2 separate regions of the Homo sapiens genome follow, and region 1 is linked to region 2. A link is a loop called in an ENCODE intact Hi-C map of the cell type or tissue named here. Cell type or tissue: CD14-positive monocyte. All regions are shown on one strand. Links, peaks and the distances in the headings refer to the core of each region. The heading gives the core; the rest is flanking DNA. Region 1 overlaps HIVEP3 (HIVEP zinc finger 3). Region 2 overlaps HIVEP3 (HIVEP zinc finger 3).

Region 1 (5,367 bases), core at 220-5,219, 74 kb before region 2:
TAGAACAATAGGAGAGAGGAGATCAGTTCTTTTGGGGAAGGTCAAAGATAGAGGACAGGTGTGGAGGCTGGCAGGTCTCAGCTGACTAGAGAGAAGAACTTTCTTAAAAAAGGCAGAGCTGTCGAACAATGGAGGGCTGCCCTACCCTGAGTGTTGAGTGCCTGGTGGCTGGCAGTCTGCAGGGAAAATGATGCCTCTGTGCTGGGCATGGGGGCAGGGGCTCTTGCTGTGGTAGAGGGCTGTACATATGGACTCCAGAGGGCGTAAGTGATAATCCTCTCTTCCTTTCTCAGAACCACCTTTCTACAGGCTTTGGTGTCTCAGCGCGGGAGGCACAGATGGCGAGGTCTGCCTTTGGCCAGGTGTGGGCGCCCAGTGTTGGGGGAGAAGACTGCAGGCACAGAAGACTGAACTCACAGGCAGGTCCGGAGATGCAGAGCTGGTGTTCACTGGGTTTTTCTATGTGCTAGTTACTGGAGCTTCACGTGTGTCATCTCCTTCTCTCCTCACACTCTCTGAGGGTGGACTTCCTCCCATCTCATAGATGAGAAAGAGCCTGGGGCCCAGAGAGGCTAAGCAGGGAACCTGGGGCTGCTTGGGATCCTAGGGCGATCTGACAGCCACCTCAGCTTCCCCACCACGAGGGATGAAGCCGGGAGGCAGCCCCTTCCTGTGCCTGACCCCTACCAGCTGGGAAATGTGGCCCAGGCAGGCAAGGCCTCTGGGGATCCCAAAGTGGCAGCAGGCAGTGGGAGCTGAGCAGAGAGGAGTAGGGGTGGGCTGGGGGGACACTGCCAGACGGAAATGAAAGTGGCCTTGAGAAAAAGGAACGAGGGAAGAAAAGCAGAAACTAAAACAAGTGACAAAGAAAACGAGAGTGTCCAGAGGAAGTGGCTGAGGGGCGCGGCGCCGCCGGAGGAATCCCCCGCAGACCGGTGTTTCCTCTCTTCTCAGAGGCCTCGGGGTGGAGGACTAGCTGACCAACTGCTCCGTCACTTTGGGCCAGAGGCAGCCCGGGTGACTTTGGCAAGCATGGCCTCATCCCGCCAGCCTAGGAAGGAGCACCAGACACAGAGCCCCAAGCCCTGGGCTGGAGTCGTAGTCAGCTACTTCCTGCTGGGTCATTCTGGGACATTTATTAGACCTCTCTAGTACCCAGTTTCCTATCTATAAAATGGGTATAACCATCCTGAGCCCACCACACTGCTGGAAGGATCTCCTGAGCAAATGCCCTCATCCAGGGCCTGACGGGTGCATGTTGGGGTAGGTGGGCTGTGCACACAGCGGCAGGGTGCACCTTCAGGATACCTGGGGAACAGACAGGGAGAGTATCCACCATCTTATTGTTGAACAAGAATGCATCAACGCTTGCTGGTCCTTAATCACCCTAGGCTTTGTCAGGCCTGGGAACAAAGGGCTGAATAAGGGCCAGTCTATTCCCAATTACAGACTCTGCATGCAACTCCAGTTCCTTATCCCAGCTCTCCTACTTGGTAGCTGTGCAACCTTGAGCAAGTGACTTGACCTCTCTGAGTATCTTTCTTCACCCATAAAGCTAGAACAATAAGCATATCTGTCTTCTAGGTTGCAAGGAATAAATGAGACCACACTCAATCCAAAGCCAGGCACAAATTCCTCAGCCCCAGCCCAGGGAGTGCCCAGCCTAGAGGGGAGCTGGAGTCCAAGGACATGAGCAGGCTGTAATGATAGACGGCACCCAGGCCTGGGGCACTCAGTGCTGGGCAGGGGATGCGGGGCTGGTTCTGCCAAGGCGACAGAGCAGGGGGAGTAAGGGGGGGTGAAATGTAATCCCAAGGGGACAGCATGAGCAAATGTGCAGGGGAGGGGCCAAAGGCGATATGCTTGGGATCTGCAGAGGGTGGATGAGGCCAGACTTGTTCTCAATCTACAGCCCCACTGACAGTTCTCAGACTGGCCCTGGAAGTGATACGGGCATGCCACTGGGGATGCTACAGTCAGCTCTTAATGCAGGGCTGGCTTCTAGGGTCAGCTTCTACAGCCAGACTTGCCTAGGCTGCAGTTTGTCTCCAGACAGACACGGGAATTCCCCCAAGGGGTGGGCATGGTTCTTGTGAACTGCTGTGGCCTGGGACTGGGCTTAGAGTACAGGCAGCTGCTGCGGTGAAGGTGTCAGAAGGCACAGGCTAGGGTCCCAGAGAGGTTTAGGAGGGGGTTTCTCTGCTGGGTGTTTGCTCAGTGCTGGATGGTGGGTGCTGAGGGCCTCATTTGCATAGGGAGAGCAGCTGCTGTCCCAGCCACACTGCTGCCCACAATCTCCACGTGGCTGCAATCTCGCTCTCAGTCACCATCTCCCACATGGACTAGGGGTTACCCAGGCTGCCTTGGCCACGTGCTTCCCCCAACACACAGCCATCCAGGAACAACCAGAAATCAGACTACTGTCTCCGCCACCCTCAGGGGTTCCATTCAGGGAGTCCACCTCCCAAGGTGGCTGTGGGAATAAAACGAGATCCTGGGGGAAGCAGAGAGCCCAGTGCACAGGGGTGATCAGTAACCGGCAGCCCCTTTCCCTGCCTTTCCCTCTACTTCCAACATTATGTTGTGAAGAACAGGGCAGACCTGGGCCCATGCTATCTCTCACCCTGGCTCTGTGACTTGAGGCAACTCACTCCAACTCTGTAAATCAACTGCTCATCTGCAAAACTGGCAAGAAACTGAGAAGGCACTGGTTCTCAGATTGGCAAAGCTCATCGTCACTGCCTCACTCCCTCAACTCTATGTCCAGGGACCACGGGTTTCCCAGGGTTCCCAAACTTGCTGTTGGCAAAGGGCCTGATATCCGTCACTGACCTTTTTATTCTGAATGGGTCCCCGTTGACTTTAAAGCTGGAATATTCTTAGAGGAATTCTAAACTCCTCCTTTCCAACTCCCTACTCATTTTACAGAAGGAGAAAGTGAAGAGAAGAGAGGGAGAAGGGCCCTGACCGAGGCCACCAGCTTGTAAGTAGCAGCCCTAGGCTTGGGACCAGGGCCTCCTGAAGGTGACAGTCCTTTCAGCCATGTGTCCTTGTTCCTCTAGTTACCTCCAATTAACTCTAGGTAACCCAGCCCAGTCTTTGATTCTGTGTTGAAAGGTGCGAGGTGCTGGAGCCGGGAAGAGGTGCGTTCTTGCTCTCGACAGGAAGTGTCATGTGAGTTTCCGGTTCCCTCTCCTCCACTACCACTCTGGATCCTCACACCAGCCCACAGAGGGAGACAGGAAGGGAGGCACAAAGGCAGGGCAGGGAATACTGTGCCTGTTTTCCAGATGAAGACACGAAGGCCAAGAGAGGGAAAGTGAGTCGGCCAAGGTCCTCCAGCTAGTCGGGGTTGAGCGTGTTTAACCTTAGGAAACGTGACTGCAGAGCAAGGGGCTTTCATCTTCCTGTGGGAATTCGCCCCCTTTCTCACAGGGGCCCTCAAGAGACTAGGCAGGCTCCTCCTGCAAAGGATTCCTCTTTGTCCATTTGAGAGGCCTCACCCCAGGCTCTAGGAGCTGACATGATTCAGCTCAAGGAAGACTCAGTATGAAGGGAGAACCAGGAACCTGGGCCTCTGCCCCTCACCTGTGGCCTTGAACAGGTCACTTCTCCCCTCAAGCCTTGGTGTCCTCCCCTGTAGAGCTGAGGGGGTGAGGAGTAGATGAGCTGATCCTTCAGTTTGCTGCCCTCTTTGACCCGGAAGTGCTGGGCCTGCACAACCCTGCATCCCTGGCACCAGTGCTCCTAGCCCCACCCTGCTCCAGATGCCCAGTGCCTGAAGAGCCAGCTCCCCATCAGCACTCAGTCCTGGGGCAGAGCCAGGCCTGGCAATGCTGGGGGAGACCCTGGAGGGGAACATCATGGGCCACCAGGGGCACGCTGCAAATGCAGCAACTAATGCACCAGGGGCGCCAGGGTGCAATCTATCTAAGCAGTTCTCTCACGCTCTTTGCACGTTAATAATGCATGGGCAGCCGGTGTGGGGGCCATCACAGGCCCAACGTCAGGTGGCATTAGGAGGCCTCTAATGGTCCTGATTATCCGGTGAAGGCTCCCAGTGGGATGTGGGCAGCATGGGCAGGAAGCCAGGATTCCGGGCACTTAGACCCCACAGGTGGGAGGCTGGGGGGTGGGGCAAGAGGACAGCTTCCATAGGCCAGGGTCCTATTCAGGGGATCTAATGGGACTAGCTGAGGCTTCCTGTGGGGGGTGAATTTGTTTGTGAAGAGGAGCAAGGACGCAACTCCCACAGCCAGATCACAAAGAAAGTGGGAAGTCAGAAACCCAGGGCTGAGTGAAACCTCTTAAAATCTCTCCTCTGTGGCGTCTCTGACCAGTGGCTCTGCAGCAAGTGCCTCTAGGGACAAGGAACTCACTACCTCCTAGAGTGACACATGCCCATTCTTTGAACAAGTGTGACTGCCGGGAAAAAGGTGTACTGCGTACAGCTGTCAAGAATGCAAATGCCACTGAGTGTTGGGGGCATGGGTAAGTTGGATAAAGGGGCTGATTTGAGAGACAGAGGTGCTGGGTTCTAATACTGAGGATTCTCCTTGTCCTCAGGCAGCTCCGGAGCCATCAACCTGGCCAGTCTTCACAGCCTACCCCAGTGGCAGACCCCCTGAATCCACCCCAGGGCCCCAGTAAGCCCCCGTGAACCTGTGAACTTTGCATTTCTATGCTCAACACTCAGGGTGAGCAGTCCAGAAAAAACAACCCATGCACAGCAGGTGCTGGGGGTAGTCAGGCTTCAAGATGCCTCCAAATGGTTCTCATCTCTGAGTATTCACACTGAATGGAACTGACCTATGTAACTAACAGGATGTCGTGGGAATGACAGGCATGACTTCCATGGCTAGGTCATAAAGAGATTGTGGCTTCTACCTTGCTCTCTCTTGGACCCCAGTTGCTGGAGGAAGCCATCTGCCATGTCAAACAGCCTATGGAGATGCCCATGTGGGGAAGAATGGAGGTCCCCTGCCAACAATCAGCTTTGACATGCCAAGCCTGTGAGGGAGCCATCTGGAAAGGGAGTCTTCCAGCCCCAATCAGGCCTTCAGATGACTGCAGCCCTGGCCAGCTCCTTGACTGCAACCTCATGACAGACCTTGAGCAAGAACTGCTCAGCTAAGCTGCTTCTGAATTCTTAACCTACAGAAATGTCTAATGCTTTAAGAAGCAAAGTATGGGGTAATTTACCACATGCAATAGATAACAAAACCATGTGCAATAAATACTGGTTAAACAAGTGAATGATTCCCCTGACCGAGTGTTTCTCTATGGAAGGGTCTGGCATGGAACCAGGCCCTCTGGGGCCTATGGGGGATGGAGAGGAAACAAAAGATGAGGACATGGTCCTCTAGG
Region 2 (5,367 bases), core at 321-5,320:
CCAGCCAAGAGCTGGCACCAGGCCCCTCGATGTGAGGGAGGCTCTCTTGGACCTCCCAGCTCAGCCCCACCACCAGCTGAATGCAGCTGCAGGAGTGAGCCCAGCCAAGACCAGCAGAGAACCACCCAGCCAGAATTGTGAGAAATAATAAATCATGATTTTAAGCTACAGAGTTTGAGTGTAGTCTGTTAAGCCAGCAATAGATAATGAAACAGAAGGGAAGGCTCAGAAGCCAGCAGGGAACTCAAATGTGTCCAGTGATAGAGGATGTGGGAAGTCCCCTTGCTATAGAAAATGCAAGAGCAAGGCAGGTGCCCCTTTCACTATATATGCAAAGTACCAAGGGTATCAGAAATGCAAGTGATCAGATGCCTCCCACATAGAGATGGGCTAGGATATGCCCTTCCTGCTTCTCCCATAATGTTCCAGACAGGGCCTATTACCCTGAGACAAAGGAAGGAATTCGTTACCTGCCTACCTAAACTCCCTCCCTCCCTTTCGTCTACATTATCTGGCCCTGAACCATGACTGTGCAGAGAACAAACTACAATTAATGCTATCTTTTACCCACAAGGAGCTACAATTACTAAGTGGAGTTAAATAAAGTCACAAAGGACTTAAAAGCAGGTACGATGAAGGGAGGTCAGAAGACAGGCAGTGTAACCGTGGGCTTATTAGGGCCCAGAAAAGAAGAAGATGCAAGGCTTTTTGCTGAAGGACCCTCTGTGCTGAGCCTGGAAGGAAGAGAGGTCCCTGCAGGAAGAGATTAAGTGAAGATATTATTAAGGTTGAGGGAGTAGCAAAGGGATAGCATAAGAGCAACATCCCCCTCCCTTGCCCCAGGTAATTCCTCCCTTCAATCTGGTCTCCCTTCTTCCCTTTCCAAGGTTCCTCAAGGCCATGCCACCTAGGCTGATGGGTTTTCTTATCTCTCTACTCCCTCCTGCACCCAGCCCTAGGTTGAGTTAATTGGGAATACTAATCATTTGAGAAGAGCTACTAAGACCTGAGAATGCCCCCCAGGTAGTAGTTCCAGCCTTGGTAATTTTAAGACTCTTACAAGAAATTACTGATACTTTTAGCATCTGTTGATTGAGAAAATACACATGTGAAAATAGATATCAGTTCTCCTTATAATAATGCCCCTAGGGAATCAGCTGGGCATGGCAGCATGCGCCTGTAGTCCCAGCTACTCGGGAGGCTGAGGCAGGAGAATGTGTGAACCCGGGAGGCGGAGCTTGCAGTGAGCCGAGATCTCGCCACTGCACTCCGGCCTGGGGCACAGAGTGAGACTCCATCTGAAAAAAATAAAATAAGATAAAAAAAAAATGCCCCTAGGGGTCCAGGAGCAGGTTGAATCCACCAAAAACCACTGATGAGAGGAAATAATCAGCCAATGAAACAGACCCATGCTTTTAGAAGGGCCTTCGTTGCTTTGACCCCAAAAGACAATGAGGGAATTGCAGGATCTGAAGCTGGTATGTCAAGGAGTGGGGGGCAGGGGAGAGGCATACCCTTGGCCCACAGGTCCTACTGGGACACCACTATCCAGCTGCTCTGGGAGAGAAGCAAGGTGTCCAAATGTAAATGCCATGGCGGCTGGGCCTGGCTTGCCTAGCCACAAGTTCAAACTCTGCTCAATGCTGGACTGGTATCATGTCCCTGCCAGTTTAGAAAGCATCTAAGGCAGTTTGGAAAAGCAGTAGACTAGAAACCACTAGTTAAGTAACTTTCAGACTCAGCTACTACCTAGCTTTGGGAGTTTTTCCAAGCTTTTTGTTTTTGTTTTTGGAGACAGAGTCTTGCTCTGTTGCTCAGGCTGGTGTGCAGTGGCGCCATCTCAGCTCACTGCAGTCTCAACTTCCTGGGCTCAAGAGATCCTCCCGACTCAGCCTCCCGAGTAGTTGGGGCCACAGGCATGTGTCACCACACCTGGCTAACTTTTTATTTTTCATAGAGATGGGGGTCTCCTGATATTGCCCAGGCTAGTCTCAAACTCCTGGGCTCAAGCAGTCCTCCTACCTCAGCCTCCTAAAATGCTGGGATTACTGGCATGAACCATTGCACCTGGCCCCAAGCTTTTTTCTTTTTTTGGCTTTCATCTTCAATAAAAAGGTGATGGAGGGTGGGAATAGGAGAGGAATGCTGAACTTGCTCTCCAAGGCATTGCCAAAGTGCCAACATCCTGAGCAAATGATTCTAGTCGACTTACTGTTTCTGAGCCTCAGGCTTCTTACCTGTAAAATGGGAATGACATGTAACAATTAAATGAGATACAAGTTGTGAAAATGACAGTCACATAGCAAGTATCAATTAACATGGGTTTTTCTCTCTTCCTCCCTTCTGTCCTTACAATGACAGATGGTTCTTTCTTCCCAGTCCCATCCCCCTGCTCTTACTGAGTTGCTAATTTGACCTCTGAGTATAAAATGTGTCCACTTTTAGTGACATGAAGCTAGTCCTCCCAGAGAGAGGCATTGCCAAAGTGAGTATGATGACTTCAAACACGCTCAGAAACCCTAGGAAGCAGCTGGCAGGGTGCCCCCACTCCCTGCCCCTGGCAATGCTGGGTTCCTCTTTGGCATTTGTACAGAAGGGAACTGGCCCAAGGCAGAAGGATGGGCCTAGGCTGGTGAGGCCACCTCCCTCCAGGCCTGGCCAAAGCCAAGGCAGGCACAGACAGCAACAACCACCCATTTTGCAACAAACAGGAAACCAGTTTACCAGCCTCAAAAATAGAACAGACAAAAACCCCAAAATATGAGGCTCTGACAGTGGGGCAGCTCAGCTTTCTCACATGGCTTCCTGACAGGCTGCGGAGTATGTGTTGTTATTGTTGCTTTAAATTTCACAGGCGAAAAAGTCTTGCAATGTCTTTATAAAGGTGACCAGCCTCTGGGGCCCAAGACCAGCAGGCAGCCCAGCCAATCATGCTTCCTGCACTGCCAAGGCCCCACCTTCTCAGTCTCTGATCCAGCTACTAATGACCCCAACTGCAAGGGCCACAGAAGCCTTGATTCCTGTCATGTCCTAACAGGATTGGCCCTGACATGTCTGCAAAGTGAGTCTTCCACACCCCAGCATTGCTTTTCCTGTGGCCCCTCACCTGGTGCCATGCCACTCACCCCAAAACTGCTTCCATAGGTACCCAGAGGCCCCACTGGGCCACATGGTCCAAGAGCCACACTGACAATAGGCCTGCAGACATTCCCTCCACGTGAAGCTGGACTCATGCTGTCCCCTCTGCCAAGAACAGTGTTCCTTGCCTGGTACACTCTCCTCAGAAGCAATCATACTGGAATGACATGGTTAGAACAGCAATGTTGCTAAGGACTATGTCACACAAACTCCCCTTGTTGAGGGATCACGGGGAAAATGTATCTTAGGTCTTAGCCCCAGGGAAAGCTGTGCACATCCTGGGCACTGGGTGCATTTTTAATCCTCTGGACATGATGACTAAGAACCGCCTATCGATTATGTTCCCTTTTTGTCTTCATTGTTAGGAAGCACAGTGCCAAACCTGTTCATCACCTCTAGCAGGTTTATGTCCTAACCTGTCCATGGCTTTATTTTAGTTTCTCCTCTTATTTTCCCTTGCATATTATTTCTTTATTAAATTTATTTTACCTTAATGTAGAATGTATATGATCTCAAATCTTTATTTGGAATAAAGTGAGGTATACATAAATAACTGAGCAAACAGCTCCTACTTACTCTGTAAAACCCACTTCGAATGTCCCCACCTCCGATTTCTGCCTAACGACTCCACAAAGGTGGGCTTCCCTCCCCAGTGGTCCCACAGCCCCTGCCTGTACCTGCCTGGATTCACACTCACCCACAGTTCTGTATTTTACTGTTTTCATGGCTCTCCCCACCAACCGACAGAAGGTTCCTGTGTGAAAGCTAAAAGCCCGCCCTCTGCCAAAATCTGCCCAGTGCTGCAGGCACACGGGCTTGTTTAATCCTCAAGACAAACCTGCCAGATAAGGCTGGCTGTGCCCATTTTACAGCTGAAGCAACTGGAGCTAGCCACCACCAGGTGCTCATTCAAGGTCATGTACTATTGAGTGGCAGAACTGATACAGAAGGCTTATCTCCCTAAGGTCACCCAAGACATGAAAAAGAGTTTTTATGTGAAAGAGAGAAAAGGAGAGAGAGGGAAGGGATTTAGATTTCCTTAGATTATCAAATCATTCACTGCAGATGTCAAAGTCATCTGCATCACTGGAACCATTTAAAATATGGCTTGATTCATAACAATTTATCCTCTACGACTATCTAGAAAAATCTACATGTATTTAATTGTGGCAGACTCATGCTGACCCTCCAATAGGCTGGTCAGAGCAAGTGGATTAGAGGAGTTACTCACATGCTAGATTGTTTTAGAGCATCTCCTATCCTCACTCCCTCACCCACTGTGTATACACACATTTTTAAATCCTGGTAAGTAGTTACAGGAAAAAAAATATATACTCAGAAGACAAGAGCTAATTCTGCAAGAAGCTTCTAGGAGAAAACAAAGCCTACTTTCCCGGTAGGCAAGTGCACATGACCCATGAGGCCAATCATTACCCTGGCTTTACAGTGTACAGACAATTAAACTACATGAAATGGCCGGGCGCGGTGGCTCACACCTGTAATCTCAGCACTTTGGGAGGCTGAGGCGGGCACATCGCCTGAGGTCAGAAGTTCGAGACCAGCCTGGCCAACATGGGGAAACCCCATCTCTACTGAAAATACAAAAATTAGCCAAGCTTGGTGGTGCGTGCCTATAATCCCAGCTACTCGGGAGACTGAGGCAGGAGAATTGCTTGAACCCAGGAGGCGGAAGTTGCCAGGAGCCGAGATTATGCCACTGCATTCTAGCCTAGGCAACAGAGTAAGACTCCCTCTCAAGACAAATTTAAAAATAAAAAATCAACTACATGAAACAATTTTTAATATTCCAATTGAGAACCCACTTGGCCTGAGGCCTTTAAATCAAAGTGGCCACTGGTATCTACACGTGCCCTTCCATGGAATGAGGAAGGCAGGACAACAGAGGCTGCTAGGGTCTGGGTTCAAATGGCCTTGGGCAAGCTGGGGGCTCTCCCTCTGCCCCTCGTTTACATGCGTGTGCGTGGGAGATGATAATGACACCACCTCTTAGGGTTGCAGTGAGGACGAAGCTGGCACAGGGATAATGTTGAATAAATCACTGCATCCCAGGCAAGAGGATACGTGACCAAGAGCTGGAGTCCTCTTTGTAGACCTTGTGTTCTTCCATTTTAAAATGAGAACAAGAGCCAGAGAGAAGGGAATAAGGCATAAGCTATGAATGGACGGGAAGGAGAAAGATTTCTGACCCACCTCTTCACAAAAGCAGCC

What was found. A loop is a pair of places that touch in the nucleus more often than their neighbours do. Peaks named below come from ENCODE experiments on the same cell type or tissue, not always from the same donor. Only the 100,000 strongest peaks of a DNase experiment are listed, where the experiment ranks them.
Region 1: it touches region 2 in a loop (2.3-fold over the local background); 6 of 110 quality-filtered maps call a loop at or near these places.

The regions. Positions count from the first base shown.
Region 1 is chr1:41,726,692-41,732,058 of GRCh38, forward strand. The region is part of intron 1 of HIVEP3 (HIVEP zinc finger 3); the gene reads right to left. Among named protein-coding and RNA genes, the nearest start is that of HIVEP3, 190 kb to the right of the region's middle. RefSeq lists an enhancer at 1,666-1,735. In CD14-positive monocyte, for the core only: a CTCF peak has its summit at 225 (motif pointing right); DNase peaks (open chromatin) are centred at 520, 940, 2,070, 2,310 and 1 weaker place; H3K4me3 peaks cover 1,568 bases; H3K27ac peaks cover 4,176 bases.
Region 2 is chr1:41,800,443-41,805,809 of GRCh38, forward strand. The region is part of intron 1 of HIVEP3 (HIVEP zinc finger 3); the gene reads right to left. Among named protein-coding and RNA genes, the nearest start is that of HIVEP3, 120 kb to the right of the region's middle. RefSeq lists an enhancer at 4,044-4,103. In CD14-positive monocyte, for the core only: no CTCF peak of the experiment used is centred there; a DNase peak (open chromatin) is centred at 2,599; H3K4me3 peaks cover 832 bases; H3K27ac peaks cover 3,091 bases.